2 separate regions of the Homo sapiens genome follow, and region 1 is linked to region 2. A link is an interaction called in ENCODE POLR2A ChIA-PET data of the cell type or tissue named here. Cell type or tissue: HepG2. All regions are shown on one strand. Links, peaks and the distances in the headings refer to the core of each region. The heading gives the core; the rest is flanking DNA. Region 1 overlaps TTLL5 (tubulin tyrosine ligase like 5). Region 2 overlaps ERG28 (ergosterol biosynthesis 28 homolog).

Region 1 (17,051 bases), core at 12,421-14,920, 64 kb after region 2:
TTATTTACAAATAACAACCTTTTGTTGCATAATGGATGCAGTTTGCCTGCCTTTCCTTCTGAGGATACCAATGGAAATTTTTGTAAAGTTCTCTTCTGTCCTTTAATTTTATTGGGATTGTCTTTTCCCCTGCTATTGGATTTTCTCAGCTTTGATGATCCTTACATGTTGGACCATATTTATGAACAAAAGACTAGACTGAATGAAACTGGCCGCTGGTCTGGGTTTCTACTGTGGTTGTGTAGGACTCTTTTCCTAATATCTTCTCCCTGGAAGAGGCTGACTGTGAATTTTGTGTAAGGGCAAAACATGTTGACTCTCAGGCTTTACTTTAGGTGGACATGGTGAGAAGCACTCCCCTTCCACCTTGCCAAAATAAAGTGGGCCATATTGTGAATGCAGAGGAGGATTTTGGTGATCTCCCTCTTGGGCAGAGCTACCTTTCTTTTCCTTTTTGTGTGTACTGGTGATAAGGTAGCCTCAAGTTCTACTCTTCTCTATCAGATTTCTGCACCCACACGTCTCCTGGCCTCACTGTTCCAAATGCTGTTTGTTAATTATCTGATTCTAATTCCTTGGCTGATCCCTGAGCTTCATGTTTGTTGAGTACAAGCTTGGAAATTTGCAGGAGCCTCCTTGGGAAGGTCACTCTTATCTCTTTTGGACTTTTCTGGCTTCTTTTACTTTTTCCTAGCTTTGATATCATTTCATTCTTTTGAAAATATTCTTTCTGTCCTTCCACTGGAACTCTGGAAGGGCAGGGGTAGGTAGATGTGTTGTATGTGGGACCAGAACCCTATCTTAAATTCCCCACTTGTCTTTTCACATTGAGCTGTTTGCCATATGTGTAGAAACTAACTTTCTGAGGGATCTTTCACATTGGAAAGTCCTTAAATTCAGTCTGGACTCAAAACAGTACCGTAAACAATGATGGCCAGACCCTTCATGCCAAAGAAATATAGGATCTGGTTTTGATAGAGCAACTGCTACAGCCCCAGGCATTGGCTGCAACTTCTGTTACCTGGCCTAGGCCACTCTGGAGGCCTTTTACCCTGAGTCTCCTGTGACATAAGGCCATGGTCATATGCCTTGGCTCTGTCTCCTCTTGTCTCTGCTCTGACGTTGGTGTTGAAGGCCCCTCTCCAACAGCTTTTCCTTCAGCTCTGTGCCAGGAGCTCCAGTGTTGTTTGAATCTCATAGACGGCACTAGTTTGGGTTTAGGTTTTAGCTGCCAAATGGAATTGCTATTGAAAGTCAGCTATGGTACAAGTTTGCTTTTTATTTTCTTAGATATGAGTCAAAAAGAATAGGATCTATTCCCAGCTCATCTGGGACTTTTTTCTTTTGGAATGCTTTTTTGCCCTAGTGATTTGTTATTTTAAAGCTAGCATCATAAAGGATAGAAAAGTTAAACTTTCCTTGGTGGAGCCGAGAACCCTGCGCCCTAACTCTTCCCTGGATGCCGAATCTCAGTGGGGTGACATGTCTTAGAGAATGTGTTTGGCAGGCTATGTAAGAGTCTTTTTCTCCCTCCCACCTCTCCCTGGGCTGAATCCTTTGAGACCCCCTGCATAGATCAAAGTACTTGGCAGGACCTTTTGCCTTCCCCCTCCCTCTTTGTGAAGCTTTGGAATGAGTCTGATTCTTTTAGGTATTTAGTGGAAGTGCCAGACAGAAGCCTGGGAGGATGCCAGGAGGCATGAGGGGAGCTGGCAACATGCGGACATAATGGGAAAATACTCCTGTTTTACCCCAAAACTGGAATTTTACCACCTTTTACCCAGACCTGCAAACCATGTTGTTAATACTCTTCTCTCTCCTTACACAAAAGGCATAACCATCCCCTCTTTTCCATGCCTGGATCCTTTCCCATGGAATATGTGACCCATTAGCCAACTGGATGAAGTAACTCTTTCCAAGGCTGCTGCCTGCTTTCCTTTTAGATTTAAGCAGGAGGGTGAGGAGAGGGAATGCTGAGGCAGAGGGTCTGGGAGCAGAACTAATGTGAGTGAGTGAGGGATTTAGGCAGTGGGGATGGAGTTGGTGTGAGGGCCAAATGAAAATATCTTCCCCTCTCTTCCCACTGGAGTGAGAGGGCCACTTACTAAAACTTCCCTATAGTAGTCATAACCTTTTGGAAACTCTCTGCAAATAGCAACTTTTACCATTACGAGAACGAGATAAAGGATAGCAAAAGCATCACTTTTATGTAACACTGAAAAGAGAAGTGTGGACCACAGATGGAAACATCTCGGTTGGCTAACGTGGTCTCATAAGGATGTGCTCTTTAGAAATACAGCATAAAGGAACAAAGCTGTGTTTGCTCCACTCCTTCAGTAACCATGACTAAATGCCATATTTTCCCAATTTAGTATATTCAAAGCAAGGAGGGGAAAGAATGGGTGTTTTCTGATTAAGGTATGAATTTGATTATGGAAGTCAAGTTTACTCATTCTTGTCTCACACATGATCCATGGGAAATACAGTATTGATACATTCTCTGAGACTTTCACATGTTAGGAGAGTGTTAGGTCACTCTAGTCCCTCCTATATTCGTGAATATAATTCTGTACTCTCTTGTTTCTGTTTGTTTATGTGTTTTTATCTTAGGTTCCCTTTGTTTTTCTCATTGCTCAACAAGTATTTCAGGAGTGCCTACTGTGTTGTCACTCCTTAAAAGCTTTTGAGAAATTCTCCTAATTATTATGTATCTCCAATTTTCATAATAGTACCACTCAGTACTCTGAGTAGAATGGCATGCAGCAGGTAGTGATGAATGCTGTTGAGCTGTGGGACTTTGTAATTAGAACCACATATATTCTGTTAAGTTTGCAGTAATAATAACTAATGTTTATTGAGCCTACCACTGTCCTTTCTAAACATAATCTCACTTAATCCATATATGAACCCTATGAGGTAGTTATTATTTCCTTAATAAGTGGTAGAGTCAAGGTTGTAACTCAGGTCCAGATGATTCCAGCATAGACACTCTTAACCACTATATCATTCTCCTTTACAATGACTTAACAGATACCATGAGCTTTAACCTTAAGGTCCATTTAGAAAGATACCTTTCCAGCCAGGCGCAGTGGCTCATGCCTGTAATCCCAGCACTTTGGGAGGCTGAGGCGGGCATATCACTTGAGGCCAGGAGTTTGAGACCAGCCTGGGCAACATGGTGAAACCCCATCTCTACTAAAAATACAAAAATTAGCTGGGTATGGTGGTACGTGTCTGTAATCCCAACTACTGGGGAGGCTGAGGCAGGGCAGTTGCTTGAACCTAGGAAGTGGAGGTTGCAGTGAGCTGAAATAACACCATTGGACTCCAGCCTGGGCGAAGAAATGAGATGCTGTCTTAGAAAAGAAAGATGTGTTTCCAACTTTCCCAACAATTCAGATTCCTACTTCAGCATTCTTTGGGAGGCAGTTTGAGCTTTGAATTGGAATAATTTGAAATGAGTTAACTGGGGATTGATGAAAGGAAACAGGCTTGAAGATATCAAAAAGTTTTTCTTAGTTGCTCTTCAGTCTGTAACGCTGTGCAAAGAAACTATATCCAAACCTTTCTTTTCTTCTGGGAGTCTACAGTTTAATTCCCAATGCGGATAGAAGTGAGGGATAAAGACAATAGAACACATAGTAAAGTTACCTAAATATTGTAAGGGTTTATGTTACGTGTAACTCAAAGGATAAATGTGTATGGTGAGCAAGGGAGGAGAGGAAATGGGCATGGGCGTTAGATGTGTCATGGAATGATGACCACTATCAGCATATTCTCTGCTGTGGAGAAAAGTTGGGTGAGTAGATATTTATTGTAGCCTATAGGTTCTACTCAGTAGGAAGAGAGCTGTGATTGTTTGATTTTACGTTTACAACATAGCCTGCAGCTGTATAGTGATTGCATCAATTCTCATTGAGCAGATTCAAAATGGAGATAGTACTTACGAGAAGCTGATCAAGAAATGTAAGGGAGTCAGGAAATGGTATGGATGATGAAGTTCATTAGGGATGAATCAGTAATGATGTCATTGTGTTCCTATGATGCGTAGAGATGGGTTGTGAAAGCTGTGTTCTGACTTTGAGATAGCAGCAGTGGGAACTGAGAGAGGACTCTCATTCTGACTTCAGAGCTGCTCATACTGGTTGTGTATAATGTTATAGGTCACAAAATTATCATATGAAAAACAGTAGTAGTATTGAGGGTAGGAAATGCATTGTTATAAAGACAAACTTTTGAATTTGGGGGACAATTAAATTTGAGAGCAGAATATTGGGAAGAGGTAAGAATAAAGCCTAAAAGCGAAGCCTGTGAGGAAGACTCCCTGGATTCCGTTGCTGCTCTATTGCTTATTAGCTCCGTGACTTTGAGCAGGTCCCTAACCCACTCTGATTCTTTTTTAATCTATAAAATGTGGATGGTGATATACCTGCCTCATGGGGTTGGGTGAGGATTAAATGAAATAATCCTGTGAACAGACTTAGAACAGCACTTGGCACATCCACGTGTTTAGTACATTTGTTAAATTTTGTGTCTGCAAATGTTGATGGTTATTTCTGTTGCCTTTACTGTAGCTATTATCAACCTAATTATTATCACTACCACTTCCCTTTTGGAGCCCTTTTGTCCTACATGGATTGTGGTGACTTCCAGCTTTATCTAATCACATGTGAAGGTTTTTTTTTTTCTCCCAGATATTTTAATCTTGCTGTTTCCTTAATCTAGAATCCACAATAATTTCCTGCTTCCCACCATGCTAAATATAAACTCCCTTTGCCAGGGGTTCAAATCCCTTTGTCAGTAGGGTACCTCCCTCCTCATTGTTTAACCATGTCTTTCATAATTTCCCAGTTCAGTCTTTTAGCCCCAGGTCTGTGAATCGGCCCACCCTCCTTTCTACTGGGCTTGGTGCGTGCCATCTTCCGATGATGGGCTCCTTTCTTCTCCACCATGTGCTTCCCAGCCTTCACTCATTTCTGCATCTACTCTTCTGGGACAAGTCTTCCCTGACTGGTCCCACCTGATTGGTCTGCACTTTAACTTTGTAACCTGGCATCTTGTATTTATAGAAATGCTGCTTTGTGTTCTTTTAAATTCTATATTTTGCTGTTCCTCTACCTAAATATTAAACTTTTCAGGGATAGGGATTTACTGAATCTTAAATCTGCCAGGCAGAGATTATATGTGTTATGTTCATCATGGTATCCCCAGTGCCATATGCAGTGTCCACAGTACTTTTCTATTTATTGTATAAACAACTGTTTTTCATTGAAGAAATCTTTTAAAGACCTTATTCACTCTTTGCATACAGTTGCTTAGCAAATACCCTTAAGTGAATCAATTAAACACCTATCTCATTTTACAGAGAAAATGCTAGGATCCATTGTGGATCTGTAAGTTCTCCAAACATGTTAATGAAAGCCTTCATTTAAGAATAGTAGTAGTATTTTTAAATTTCCATTATACTTCAGGGAGAAAGCAAGTTTTCATTTATTTTTAAAGTGGCTCTTATTTTCTTGGCAGGTAACTATTTAATATCATGTATATACATCTTTAAGGCTATTAGGCTTATTTATTTATTTATTTATTTATTTATTATTTATTATGTGAGAGGTACTGTGTAAATTTATTTTTCCTGCATCGTAATTGGATGCCTATAGTGTTATAGAAGTGATATTATATGGCCAACTGAATATATGGGTACCTTGGAGGAAACTTTAACCAGAATTTTAGTTTTCCACCTTACCATTTCTTTAAAGGTTAAGAACTTTGCTCCCTTATTGTAAATTAGGATTCCTGTGTATTTCTATTCTTTCATTCTTTCTCTTTACTCAATAGCCAAACCAGATCTCCCTGGAAGAGAACATTTTGGTCTCCCGTTACATTAACAACCCCCTGCTCATAGATGGTGAGTTGTGATTAGGCCCTTGACCAAATTGGGCCAGATTTTTGCTCAACTTTTTAAGCTTTTCATAGCCTTCTCTAGTAAGTCTTTATTATACTGTTGTGAAATTCTTGACATGTGTGGCTCCAGAAAGGCAGCAGGTTCCTTACCTATCTCACGGGATTTATCTGAAGGTGAAATGAGACAATATAAGAGAAAGTGCTTTATAGGTTATATAGTAGTATATGTATGAAAATTGTGCAGTAATTAATATATATGAAAATGACACACATATGCATTATATATACATTACAGTTATATTAATGTATATATACATTATACGGTTTTTATTATGTACTATATACATAATATGTATACGGTACAATTATATAGTATAATTATTAGTTATCCTCCGAAGTCAAGGTGTGTGAGCAGTGTGTGTTTCATGTGGAGTGTAGGAATGTTCTTTCTTTCATGTTTCTTGGTTTCGTTGTTTATTCTGTAACAGGAAACAAATGAACTTAGTTTTTTTTTGTGAATACAAACTTTTTTTTTTTAGATTTCAAGTTTGACGTGCGCCTCTATGTGCTCGTGACTTCCTATGATCCTCTTGTCATCTATCTCTATGAAGAAGGATTGGCTAGGTAAGAAGCTGTTTGGGGGTGAAGGGGTTGGGTGGGTATATTAAGGGTGGGTATATTAAGAGTGGATCCATTAACAAGTTTATTAAATCAGATCATGCTATTTTTACTTGTCATTACTGCTTACAGATGCAATCCACCTCCTCAACTGCTGTGCTCTATAACATCAAAGCCAGTATGCCTAAAAAGAACTTCAGAAATTAGGCTTATTTGTCTGTAGTCTCACTGCATGTCCACACATAAGGTGTGTAAACATCTTCCCCAGCACTGATCCAGGATCATATGGTATTTTCCTGCAGTGACAATTGTTATGAAGCTCCTAGGATATTAAGATAATTTGCTGTTATTCTTCAGGATAGATGTAGAAAGAAAAATAAAATCCTACCTGTATTTGCCTATTATATGCCAGGCATTTATTTTCATCCTCGCAACAACCTTTTAGTTGATGCATTTTTGCAGTTGAGGAAACAGATTTAGAGGTGGGAGAAGTGGAATGGGGATTTGACCTCATGGATCTGACTCCAGAGCTCAGGGCTCAGACAATTTCATGCCCTCTCATATTTGGAAGGTATTAATTGAGGGTTTTTTTTTTTTTCCTTAACATGCAAGTTACTTTACAGTGGTTGTACATACATTGTTCTCTTTTTGTTAAGGTGCTTTTTTTTGTTTGTTTTTGAGATGGCGTGATCTCGGCTCACTGCAAGCTCTGCCTCCAGGTTCACGCCATTCTCCTGCCTCAGCCTCCTGAGTAGCTGGGACAACAGGTGCCCCCCACCATGCCTGGCTAATGTTTTGTATTTTTAGTAGAGACGAGGTTTCACTGTGTTAGCCAGGATGGTCTCGATCTCCTGACCTCGTGATCCGCCTGCCTCAGCCTCCCAAAGTGCTGGGATTACAGGTGTGAGCCACCACACCTGGCCTGTTGAGGTGCTTTCTAAGTTTTAAGGTAATGTGACTTACAAGATTAAGTTCAAGTTGTTATATTTTGAAGTTTTGTTTCCTCTAGCCACAGAATTTTACAGGTAATTGTTTTTGTAAACCCTTTAAATTGTTTAAAATAAGTATGTAACTACTATGCTGTGTTCTTCCCCCCAACAAAACTAAATTTTTGTATTAGCCAACTAGTTTGCCCTGAAGTTCTTTTTATGCGTAGTGCCTTTGATATAGAGCAGGGGTGTCCAATCTTTTGGCTTCCCTGGGCCACATTGGAAGAAGAATTGTCTTGGGCCATACCTAAAATACACTAACAATAGCTGATGAGCTTAAAAAAAATTGCAAAAAACTCATAATATTTTGAGAAACTTTATAAATTTGTGTTGGGCCACATTCAAAGCTGTCCTGGGCTGTATGCAGCCTGTGGGCCTCAGGTTGGACAAGCTTGTTATAAAGCATAGCAGTTTAGGAGGTGATTTGCATCTGTGAGTGGTCACGACAAGCTAAAAAAGCCTGGTCTGTGTATGTTTCTGTATTTTAGAAAATGCAATTGGAAGATGGGAAATACCATGGATAAAAGAAGGCTACCTATTTATGTACAGGTGCTTTGACAGATATTATTGTACTCTGACAACTATTATTTTAGAATGGTCTTTTAATGATTTTAGAGACTTAGTTTTTTTCACATGTATCCTATGACTTGAAATCAGTGAGAGCAGACTAACCAAACCTCGCTGGTGGAGCTCTGTGTTCCGTTCGCCTCTAGGTGGCAGTCACAGCATTTATAAGTCCTGTCATATTCTTAACTGAGATTTTGAGTTTGAGCCCTGGGAACATTGGAGACTACCAAAACTCCCTAGTTCTGGCCTCTTCCTTGAAAATTGAGAAAGGGAAGAACTGAAACATCTCGCAGTTATTAGATAAAGGGCTGGACCAGGCATCTGAACATGAGCTGACTACTAGCTCTAATCAGGTTTTTATAGGAAAGAAATTGTCGATAATATTTGTAGACACACGTGCTCTCACGTTTTGAAGTATCACTATACAAAATTAGGTATAAAAGCCTATTCCTGGCCAGGCGTGGTGGCTCACACCTGTAATCCTAGCACTTTGGGAGGCCGAGACGGGAGGATTGCCTGAGGCCAGGAGTTCAAGACCAGTTTGGGCAACATTGTGAGACCCCATCTCATTAAAAAAAAAAAAAAAAAAAAAAAAAAAGACCAAGAAAAAGCCTATTCCCTATATTATTTAAAACAAAATGATGGTAAAATACAGTCCTGACTTCTCAGATATGCAAGGTTCTGAGGATTTTCAGCTTTATAATTTGAGACTTCTGAGCTTTCTCTCTTTTGTGTTATGAGTTTCATCATTCTCCTTCCTCTGCTCATCCTCACCTTCACTTCTCTCCTGTGTCAAGTTTTAGAAACTGATTATGTCCTGCCAAAAATTGGACTTTGGGAATAGAGAAAAGAGATGGAGGTTGTGCTTCACTGTTTCTCAAGGACATCATAGCAATATGTTTTGCTTAATATTCCAAAGATATTTTCACCTACAATATTAACAGCCCTCTCTATGGGTAAAATTTGGCATAATTTTAAGACCTTTCTGGTTCAGAGCACAACATGAGAACAACAGTACCAATGTTTATTATAGAATTTACTACAAATATGCAAGTGCTTTGGCTACTGGTTGTGTGTTGGAAGTCAGAATCTACTGAATTAAGTATAACCCTTTTGCTTCCAGCAGAAACAAAAAAATTTATACACACACACACACACACACACACACACACACACACACAATGGATGTTTTTTCACAGAATAATTAGAAAAACAGCTTTTAAAAAACTCAGACCAAGTAGAACCAGAAAGCCACATGAATTTTCAGGGCTTTGGTTAGGTTTACCTGAAAGTGTAGGTGAATATAAAAGCTTTATCAAAGCTTTACAAAAGCATAACGCATGGCAATATGATGCACTGTTTGCGGGAGTCCTGCGAGGGCACATTGTTCCGTGCAGTAATTTCAATGTGCCTAAGTTCTTGTGTCTTCACTAATTATGTATCTTGACATTCACTTGCTTTGTTGTAACCCTCAGAGTCTGTTCAACTATGTCGATAGTCTGTAGCATCTCCAGATCTGCAGCTTTTAGTTATCTTGGGCCACATGTAATTTATGTAGACATAACTGAAGATCATCAGTTTGGGATGAGATTATTGGGTTACGTTGAGGCTCAACAAGAAAAACCATAATCTTTCCTAAAGAGACGGAACAGGAGGCAAATACAATTCATTTCCTTCTTTAGAAATGAATTCCCTTACACCCTATCACTTCTGTTTTGGACCTCAAATTAATACTAGGCGACAGAAAGATTAAATTCATTTCACAAGACAGTTTTGTGATATAAGTTATTTTGTGTAAAATTTTTTAACACAAAATTAAATTCGTGAAAACCCTAGTTTCTGTATAGATGAGTGTTTTCAGTTGTCCTTATTGTTTTATTAACATAAGAAGTGGGAGAGCTCTCACTGTTTTCTCATGTGTGGGTATAGTATTGAAGAAGTGTTGCAATTGTCCCCCTGGTATTTGGGTGCAGCTTTTTGTGATTCCCACAGTAGCCCTCAGAGGTCCCCTGTGCTTTTGAATTTTACTTGCGTGTTGCTGTTTTGCACCACCAGGGGACACTCAGTTTCCACAGAGGGGTGCTATGCTCTACCAAAATGGTGCAGATTCTTTTTCCTGTCAGGGGTGGACTCCAAAAAGATTTTGTCCTGGATTTTACAGCTTTAGGTGGATCCAGTATTGGGTTTAGATGAGTTGACAGAGCCCTTTCTGAGATGAAGCTAATAGCCAGATTTTCACTGAAACAGGAAAAATAAAAATTTCAAAAAAATTAAAACAAAATGGAGTTAAAAACTAAATATGTTGCCAGAGACCCAAAGATAGGCAGCTCTAGCAACTTGGGGGGCATGCAAGTATCCATCCAGGGAGCTGAGTTCCACCCATGCGGCGGAGGTGGGAAGAGAGGATTCTGGGAAGGTCCCGGTTGGAATGGCCTTTTTTCTGCCTCAGCCATATTATTCAGTGGAAATTCAGAAAAGACCCCAAAACATTTGTAGTGCCTTTCCCTTTCTCCCCACCCCCAGTTCCTTCTTCAGTAGCCTTCCTTGCTAATTAACACTGGCTCTGCAGGGATATTTACCTTTTCTCTGCTGGATTCCTGTGGTTTTGAAAGAATTCAGGTACTTGCTGGTTGCCAAGGAATTCAGATTACCTCACAGGCTGCACACTGTCCAGAATCTGCCACAGCAGCAAGTAGGGGGGAAGAGACACCAACAAGGGGGAGAAAACCCTTTCCAGTGCTCATTGTCACCCTCCCTGGCAGGCCCTTGCTGTTTGTGAAGTTTGAGTCATTTCTGGCTCTAAAGACAAGGGATCAGGCTGGTAATCCCCTCCCAGACGGCTCTGTAGGGCGCTGCCTAGTCACTGCAGCGCTTTGGCAGTCTCCCGGCTGCAGCTGGTTGACAGCAGATCAGAGAGCTCTTGGGCCTCTTGTTCTCTTCCATAAGATTTTTCTGGGTCAGGCCAGGATGAAACCCAGTGGCTCCTGGCAAGGCTGCCTGAGGTGCTGTCTCTTCATTGTCCAGGCCTCTCTGACTCAAAATGCCTACACCTGTTGAAGGATAACTCATGTGCCACAGCGAGGTCGAGGCTGGCCTTCTCTTTTCTTGGTACATTTGTAGTGAATGTTTGTCAGAAAATATAACTACCAAAGAGGATGTTAAGCTTCTACATCTAGAATGCCTGTGACTCTGACCATAAGAAGATATTGGTATCAAAAAAAAGTTTTTAAGAAAACAGCAGGACAAAAAAAAAAAAAAAGAACATGTGGGGTCATATTCTTAGAAGAACAAACTGGTTTTTGAATAGGGGAAGAGAGTTTAAAAGATCCCACTAACTCTCTGCTTTCCTTCTTGTTTTGGTTCCATATTGGTAAAGATCTTGGAGCAAGCAACTCCAGTGCAGTTTCAGTTAATGTTTGCCAAGTCCCTACCATATGCCAAACATTGAAATCTTTTCTCCACACAGACATTCAGACTTTTAGACAAATTATCTTGATTCTCTTGATCAAATTATCTTGATCACTATCTTGATTCTCAGTGAGAAACATTAGAAAGCGAAAAGGAAATGTAACTTGTGATTTAAAAATTTATTGTCAAAATAAAGATATTGTCCAAAACAATTCATATTTGTTTTCATTGTGGTTAAAAAGGGGGGAGGGGGCGGCAAATAGTTCTATATTCATCAATAGGCTGCAAAATAGTACCTAGGGTTTCAAATTTAACAAAGAAAGTAGGAACTCTCCCACCTTTTGTTAGCTTAAAGGTCAAAGCCTTAAAGGTCTGTCGTGAGAACTTTCCTAAATCTTGATCTCATTAAGAGGGAGATACAAGACTGACTCCATCGTGTAAATTTTGGTCTACATTAGGATAAGTGTGGTCATGTAGTCATGTGCTTTATAACAATGGGCAAGGAAGGACCACATATACTATGGTATCCCATAAGATTGTAATGGAGCTGAAAAATTTCTGTCGCCTAGTGACATTGTAACATCATAACACAATGTATTACTTTTTCTATGTTTAGATACACAAATACTTACCATTGTGTTCCAGTTGCCTACAGTATTCAGTATAGTACAATGCTGTACAGGTTTGTAGCCTACAAGCAAGAAGCTGTATTATCTATCCTAGGTGTGTAGTAGGCTATACCATCCAGGTTTGTGTAAATACGCTCTATGATGTTCACACAACGATGAAATTGGCCTATCAATGCATTTCTCAGAGCATATCCCCATTGTTAAGTGACGAATGGTTGTATGTGCAAACTTGGTCCTGGGGTACCTAGTAAATAGTGCTCTTTTAGGTTATTGTTAATAGAGAAATGGTGTTGAAACTTCAGACCTAGAGAAGATGAAATTTGATAATATGTGATGGTCTAAATCAAAGGTCACTAACATAAATGCTCACAAGTACATTCACTGAAGGAAGAGTGGAGACTGGAGAATGGAGAGTACATGTCTCATCTAAAGGCATTTACTATTTAGTGCCAGCAGCTGATACTGGTATTGCCAGATCTGGTTTGTTAAGTGAGGCTTGAACATGTAGATTTTTACTGTGAAACAAAGCACTTTTTTACACTTTTAATTTTGAAACCGTTTTGAACTTATAGAGTTGTCAGAGCTGTAAGAATTATATGAAAAATTACCTTTTACCCTATGTCTAGAGATCTCATTCCAATTCTGCCAATTGTCCTAAGATTTTTTTTTTTTTTAATTACAAAAGGATCCAATCAAGGATCACATGTTGTATTTAGCCGTCGGGTCTCCGTAGTCTCCTTCAGTCTGAAACAGTTCCTTAGTCTTTCTTTGACTTTCATGATCTCAGCATTTTTGAAGATTACAGGCCAGTCATTTTGTGGATTGTCCCTCAGTTTGGGCTTGTCTGATATTTTCTCATGAAGAGACCTAGGTAATGCATTTGGGGCCAGAATACCACAAAAGTGATACTAATTCTTGTCATTGCATTATATGTGATGGCACATGCTAGTCATTTAGTGGTGTTTGACCATTTGCTTTAGGTCATCTGCTAGATTCCTCCACTGTAAAATTATTTGGTCTTACCCTTTGTAATTAGTAAGTATTTTATAAGGAGATACTTTAAATCATGTAAAATTTCATTCTTCATCTCATTTCTCATTTTTAAGAAAAATCTATTGATTTTTCTTGCCTTAATGAATTATTGCTGTAATAGTTGCCAAATGATGATTTTTTAATTCCATCATAACTTTTATTTCTTGGCATTTTTCTGTGAGGAAGAGCTTTATCTTCTCGTTTATTTATTCATCTATTTATTTATACCAATGCAGACTCAAGCGTTCCTGTTTTATTTAATGGGTTATAATTCTTTACTATCATGATTTATTTTGATGCTCAAATTGTCCCAGATTTGGCCAGTGGGAGACCTCTCAAGCTGGCTTTGTGTCCTTTTGACATGTCTTTATCATTCTTTGAGCACAAGATGTTTCAGGCTCATCTTGTTCTTTCTCTATTCTATCCCTGGAATCAACCATTTCTCCAAGGAGCACTGGTTGCTTTTTCTTGGAGTATAATATTTAGAAATCAATATCTGGGTGCTAGATACGCTCATTGTTTTGGGGCATTTCTGCTTTCAGACCCTGGCCATGAGCAGAGTTAGGAAATTATGTATTTATGTACATATACACTTGTACATCTGTATTTCTATATCTGTCTCTAATGTATTGTTGAAAAATAGAAGTTTATACTAGTACGCACAATTCTAGTTCAAAACTACAGAGTTCCTTCTTGTTTTTTGCTTTTCATATTTTAAAATCTCTTTTCCAACAGCAGGAAATCTGGCTCGCAGTATCTTTAACATATTTATTTATTTGCTCAATTCCTTTGTATGTGGCCAGTTTCCTGACCCCACTGGGCCACTGTCCCATTCAGATGCCGTTTTTATATGGATTTATACCCTTATTTGGTGGCCTCCCTGCTTAGAAAACCTCCTTGTGCTTCTGGCTGACTTCCCACCCTACTCACCATCTTCCTTTTTTTTTTTTTTTTTTTTTTGTAACTCACCATCTTCCTCATGTGGGCCCTGGCTACCCCTGGGCTGCAAGAAGGAAGGTCTGATTTTTATATGTTGTTCAGGTAATTAAAGTTTAAAAGAAAAAACAAAGCTTTTGTAGGTTAATCAGAACTTGACCAGTAGGTCACATTCAAGACTAATGTGACCTGTGGTCTAGACAATAAAAAAGAAAATAGTGGTCAGATGATGATGATGGCTTATTTACTATGGATTTTAGTGAGAGCTATAAGCTCTTACTGGGGTAGGAGGAAAGATGAACATGCACACCTTTTCTCTCCATAGTGTATGTTCCCCACTAGACTGAGGGAGATATGGAGTGGAGCACTTTCACCCTTCAGGGGAACTTTTCCTTTAAGCTTTTTTGTTTCACTTTAATTTTTGCTGCTTCTGCTTCATACACTCAGTTTAGAATTCCACGCTTTGATATTAGAAATCTTATCCTTGCTGGGGTTCAGAATAAAATGCTCCAGTGAAAAGGAAGATTAGGAAGAAGAAACATGATTTTTTTTTTTTTTAGATGTGCAGCCCTCTTGAAAAAAAGAATATAGGAATGACAAATGTGTTGGTACCCGATTCCAGCTCACCACAGACTTTTGTCAGGCTTTTCATGTTGACCAAGTTAGATCAAGTACTTGTAGTAACTACAAGAGATGAAAAGCCTCTTTTTCTGAAGCAGAAGCTTTCCCCTCCTTCTAATTCATTGTTCTTTGAGGGGAGAGGATGACAGGAGGGATGTCACCTTGAGGTAATGTCTGGCTGAGGCAGGCAGCCAGCACGGGGCCCCTTTGCATCTCACAAGAATTCAGAGAATGACAGTCTGCAACTTGCTTGGACAATCTATTAGAGGAAGATTGGGATGCATAGGCAAGGGTTACTCACCAGGGCACTGGGGTGTGACATGGCTAGAAGTTAAGTGATAACTACTGGAAGTTGGAAGTTTCTAGAAAATCTGGGGTCCTTCTCAAGCACAGACATAATAATGCTCATCAAACTCTTGTCTTTTAGCCTAGTCATCATTTTCTCTTTGTCCACATCCTTTTTCCTAGCCTCATGTTTGTTTATTTTAGTTTTTTGGGTTTGGGGTTTTTTTTCTTTTCACTATTCTTTCTTTGGCTCTTGTATATTTCTGGTACAGGGAATTAGGGAGTGGAGATAGTGGGTGGATGAGAAGAAACAGAGAAGAGGAAAGTTTTTTAATGCTGACCTTTAATGTGGTGAAAATTCATGTTGACTTCATAGTCTGAGTAAGCATATGTAAATAATTTGTAAGTCATATGAAAATAAACTTGTGGCCTTCTTTTTTTTTTCACACACTTGGATATGCCTCTTGGGAAAACCACTCTAGTGAAGGGTGATATGGTTACAGTGGTATGTAAACAGGGGTTGATATCTACCATAACCATTCGCCTTGAGTGTCCTTTTGTTGATACTGAGCATCCTTTTGTTGATATTGAGCATCACTGGAAAGTTCTCTCTTTCCCTGGTTACTTCCTTCAGAGGCACATGTATTTTATACTTTGGTCTTCTTTTGACAACAGTCCGGGATATCAAATTGCTACCCTGTTTTCAGTGGGCTCCATGTTTAATTCCTCTTTTGCCTTCATTTCAAATTCAGGACTAAGTCTCTTGCACTGTGCCCATATTTATGCCGTTTTGCTTTGTCTGCTGTTAATGCTGTCATTATCATTCTTTTTAAATGAGTATTATGGATCAGTTCTATTCTTTCTATGGATGTCAGCTCTAAGCCTACATATAGCTGTGCTGTCATTTTTTCTTTTTGCTTATTTTTTTTTTCATTGAATGCTATAGTACCAGGCACTGTGTGGGCACTCAGTCGGTGTTTCTGTTGCCTAGGCTGGAGTGTAGTGGTGCGATCACAGCTCACTGCAGCCTCTGTCTCCTGGGCTCAAGCAGTCTTCTCACCTTGGCCTCCCAAGTAGCTGGGACTACAGGTGCACACTACCACGCCTGCTTAATTTTTTAATTTTTTGTAGAGATAGGGTCTTGCAGTGTTGCCTAGGCTGGTCTCAAACTCCTGGGCTCAAGCAATCCTCCTGCCTCGGCCTCCCAAAGTGTTGAGATTAGAGGCATGAGCCACCATGCCCAGCCAGTTGTTATTTCTGGACCAGCTAATGCTGCATCTTTCACAGTATCCTACACACAATTTCCCAGGTTGTAAATAGCTATATTTTCAATTTTCATTCTTCCTATTGGTGTAATGTTCTATATAAGAGAAGCAATGTCTTGTTGTGATTAAGTCCATGGGTTTTGGAGTTGGTGTGATCTTGAACAAGTTATTTAATAGACCACATTTAGTTTTCACATCTGTTTTTCAACTTGGATACGATATTATCTACTTCATAGGGTTGCTTTAAGGATTGAATTAAGTATGACATTATAAAACACTTAGAATGGGAGTTAGCACTTAGTAGGCACTTGGTATTTGTTAGGTAATGATATTACCCTCCTTTATTATTATCTCATTGATCCTCAGTTCCAGCCTGTATTTCCTTGAAACTCTGTTCCTGGCATTTAACCTGTTTCCCTTCTATCAGGTTTGCAACTGTGCGATATGATCAAGGAGCCAAGAACATTCGGAACCAGTTCATGCATCTGACAAACTACAGTGTCAACAAGAAAAGTGGAGATTACGTCAGGTACTGGCTGTGTCTGAGCCAGAAGTCAGAGGTGTCAGTCTCAGATGTGGGTGTTGTAGAGGTGGAAAGGTAACATGTGGCACTGGAGGACAACTTTACATTAATGTCCATGTACCATTTATGGAAATCTGTCAGTCATATAACAGTGTTGAGGCATATCTCCTGCTGCTTCTCCATTGCCTCCCCGGTTAACGGTGTCACCTTTCTCTACCAAAATGTGCCTTCACAAGTTTTTCTTCCTCACTGCCTTCCCTCACTTGACTTAGGA
Region 2 (2,500 bases), core at 1-2,500:
CCTTTCATAAGGTCTTCATGTGGATCTGTGTTCAAACATTAACTGTCATCACTGCTTTTTTACTGCCTCCTAACAATATAGCTGACAAGTAAAGAAAAGATAGTTCTTACCATTGAGATATTTTTCTAGATACAGTGTTCTGGGCATATGAGGCCTGGAATTTCTGCAACCAACTTTGGTACCATAAAAGAAGTCAGCCTGAGGATGCCAGCACACATAGGTAGTGCTGAAAGAATCGTAAAGAAATGGAGCTGGAGTCTTGATCAAACCCTTCCTGAAGCTAATCTTGTAATTTTTCAGTTATATGAGCCAGCTATCTTTATTGTTTAAGCTAGTTTAAGGTAGGTTTTGTCCTTTCACCTAAAGAGACTTAACTGATAAGAGAATTCCCAATGTATTTAAGTGTAAACATCAAGCTTCTTATCACACCCTTATAAGCCCCTTGCCTCCTTTTCTGACCTTTTCTTTCACTTCCTAACTCTTCACCATGCTGTGATTACATAGTTCTTATTCCTTGAATAAGACTATTCTACCTTCCAGTTGCTGCTCCCTCCTTTCTAACGGCCTGCTCCATATCTTAAGACATTTAACTCCTGGGCATTCAAGTCTCAGCTCAAATCCCACCTCTTAGCCTGGACAACATAGTAAGACCCCATCTCTTCCCACCCCCAAAAATGTTAGCTGGATGTGGTGGTACACACTTGTAGTCCCAGCTACTTGGGAAGCTGATGCAGGAGGATCACTTGAGCCCAGGAAGTTGAGGCTGCAGTGAGGTGTGATTGTGCCACTGCACTCCAGCCTGGGTGACAGAGTGAAACCCTGTCTCTAAAAAACAAAAAAATCCCATCTCCTCAGGGAGGACTTTCTGATGATCTAATTTAAGTTACGTTCCCCACTGCCCACCCCACATTCCTTCTTGACCAAAATACCTTGTGTTTGTTAGAGTTCTTATCCCTATTTGAAGTTCTTTATTTTTGTGTTGGCTTGTTGATTCTGTTACCTTGACTATAATATAAGGCCCACAGGGCAGGGGCATTGCCTGTGTCGTTCATTTCTCTTTCCCAAGTGTCCGGCATGGAGAAGTACTCAACAAATATTTGCTGAAATAGCAATGGCCTTTTGGATACACACACTGTGTATGAGGGTCCAGCTGGGGGAGGCCCTCTGGGTAGGGTTTAAGAGCAACTGTCCATTCCAGTGCATTCTCCTCGGGGTTTAGTTGTCTTCTTCCCATGTCATGCAGTTGTTTCATCTATGCTGCCTAGTTCTATTTTTTTGTCTCTGCTCTCTCAAGAATCTGTTTCTTCTTTAGGAGGAAATAAGAAAGGGCACTTAGTGTTTAGTTGTGAACGCAGACTCTTGAAGGTGAGAAAAAAGAAGATTTGACTTCAAGAATACAAGAGGAATGAGCAAATGACAGTAAGGAGCCGGAGGCAGCCAGGCTGACCTGTGTCATGAGCTGTCCTACTCACTATGGTGTATTCAATCAGGCATAAAGCTGTGATTCTCCTAGGGCTCAGAGGAGGCAGCCATGCTCTTGTCTTAGCAGAGGTCAAAGTACAAGAACTGATCAGAGCAGAGGGTTTTTCTATTTATTACAAAAGTTGTTACACAAATACAGCTGACCAGAAGGTCTAAAAACAGCCCAGACTCTTCCAACCCTCATGCATCTGTAGATAGAAGGAGAGCTGTGGTCTTGCTCACACACAGGGGAGCCCTTCTTAGAAGAACTGCCTGTCCCTTGGAAGGTTCAGAGTCTTGGGTCCAGCAGCAGAGAGGAGCCCAACCTGCGTGGACAACCCCTTGAGGCAGCCCTTGGTCACAGCTGCTCTGGGTGGGCAGCAGGTTTAAGTTTCATAGTTCACATGTTCCCACCACACAAGTCAAATCAAGGCATGAAAATAAAAGGGAAAAAGGGGAAGGCTGGAAAAGGGAGCCTGGAAGAGGTTGCAGGTAGGGGAAGGAGACACAGTGGGCTTCCGAGAAGCTGGCAATTTCTTGACTTGGATGGAGTTACGTAGTATTCACTTTAAAATTATTCTTTAAATTGTACGTACATGTTATATACTTTTCAGTATGCATATCTTTAAATTTTAAAAATTAAAAAAAGAGGCTAAAAGTGAATAAAAGGGCAGATGATGGAATAGAAAAGAAATTAAAGAGGAGAGACGACGAAGGAAGAAGATGGCCAAGGTGGAAAACGAGAAAGTCCTGGAGGTGATAATGCTGGCCTCAGTTTCTCTTCTTCTGTCTGGATACTGGTTCTACTTCTAGATACCGGAGCCCGACCAGCATACCCAGGATGGAGAAACCTTAAATACAGAGGAAAGACTAGTGACTAACATACATACGGTACCTTTCTTCTCTCTCTCTCCTGTGTCCACCCTCTGTACTAGCTCTAGAGCTGGCACAGCTCCTGTAGGAGGTCTAGGGTGGTTGGATGCTTACTTGCCACCATCAGGGGTGCCAGGACGCCAATCGTGGGAGCTGCAGTTCCATA

Evidence for each region. Peaks named below come from ENCODE experiments on the same cell type or tissue, not always from the same donor. Only the 100,000 strongest peaks of a DNase experiment are listed, where the experiment ranks them.
Region 1: POLR2A ChIA-PET joins it to region 2 with 6 read pairs; 7 of 35 experiments call an interaction of 5 or more read pairs at or near these places.

Annotation. Positions count from the first base shown.
Region 1 is chr14:75,701,180-75,718,230 of GRCh38, forward strand. It overlaps TTLL5 (tubulin tyrosine ligase like 5), which reads left to right. Exons shown (of 32, transcript NM_015072.5): 8 at 5,839-5,908; 9 at 6,444-6,528; 10 at 16,682-16,783. Among named protein-coding and RNA genes, the nearest start is that of TTLL5, 48 kb to the left of the region's middle. RefSeq lists an enhancer at 10,700-10,809. In HepG2, for the core only: no CTCF peak of the experiment used is centred there; no DNase peak of the experiment used is centred there.
Region 2 is chr14:75,649,323-75,651,822 of GRCh38, forward strand. It overlaps ERG28 (ergosterol biosynthesis 28 homolog), which reads right to left. Exons shown (of 5, transcript NM_007176.4): 4 at 2,449-2,500; 5 at 469-2,312. The coding sequence ends at 2,233. Among named protein-coding and RNA genes, the nearest start is that of ERG28, 10 kb to the right of the region's middle. In HepG2, for the core only: no CTCF peak of the experiment used is centred there; DNase peaks (open chromatin) are centred at 1,079 and 1,559; H3K4me3 peaks cover 408 bases.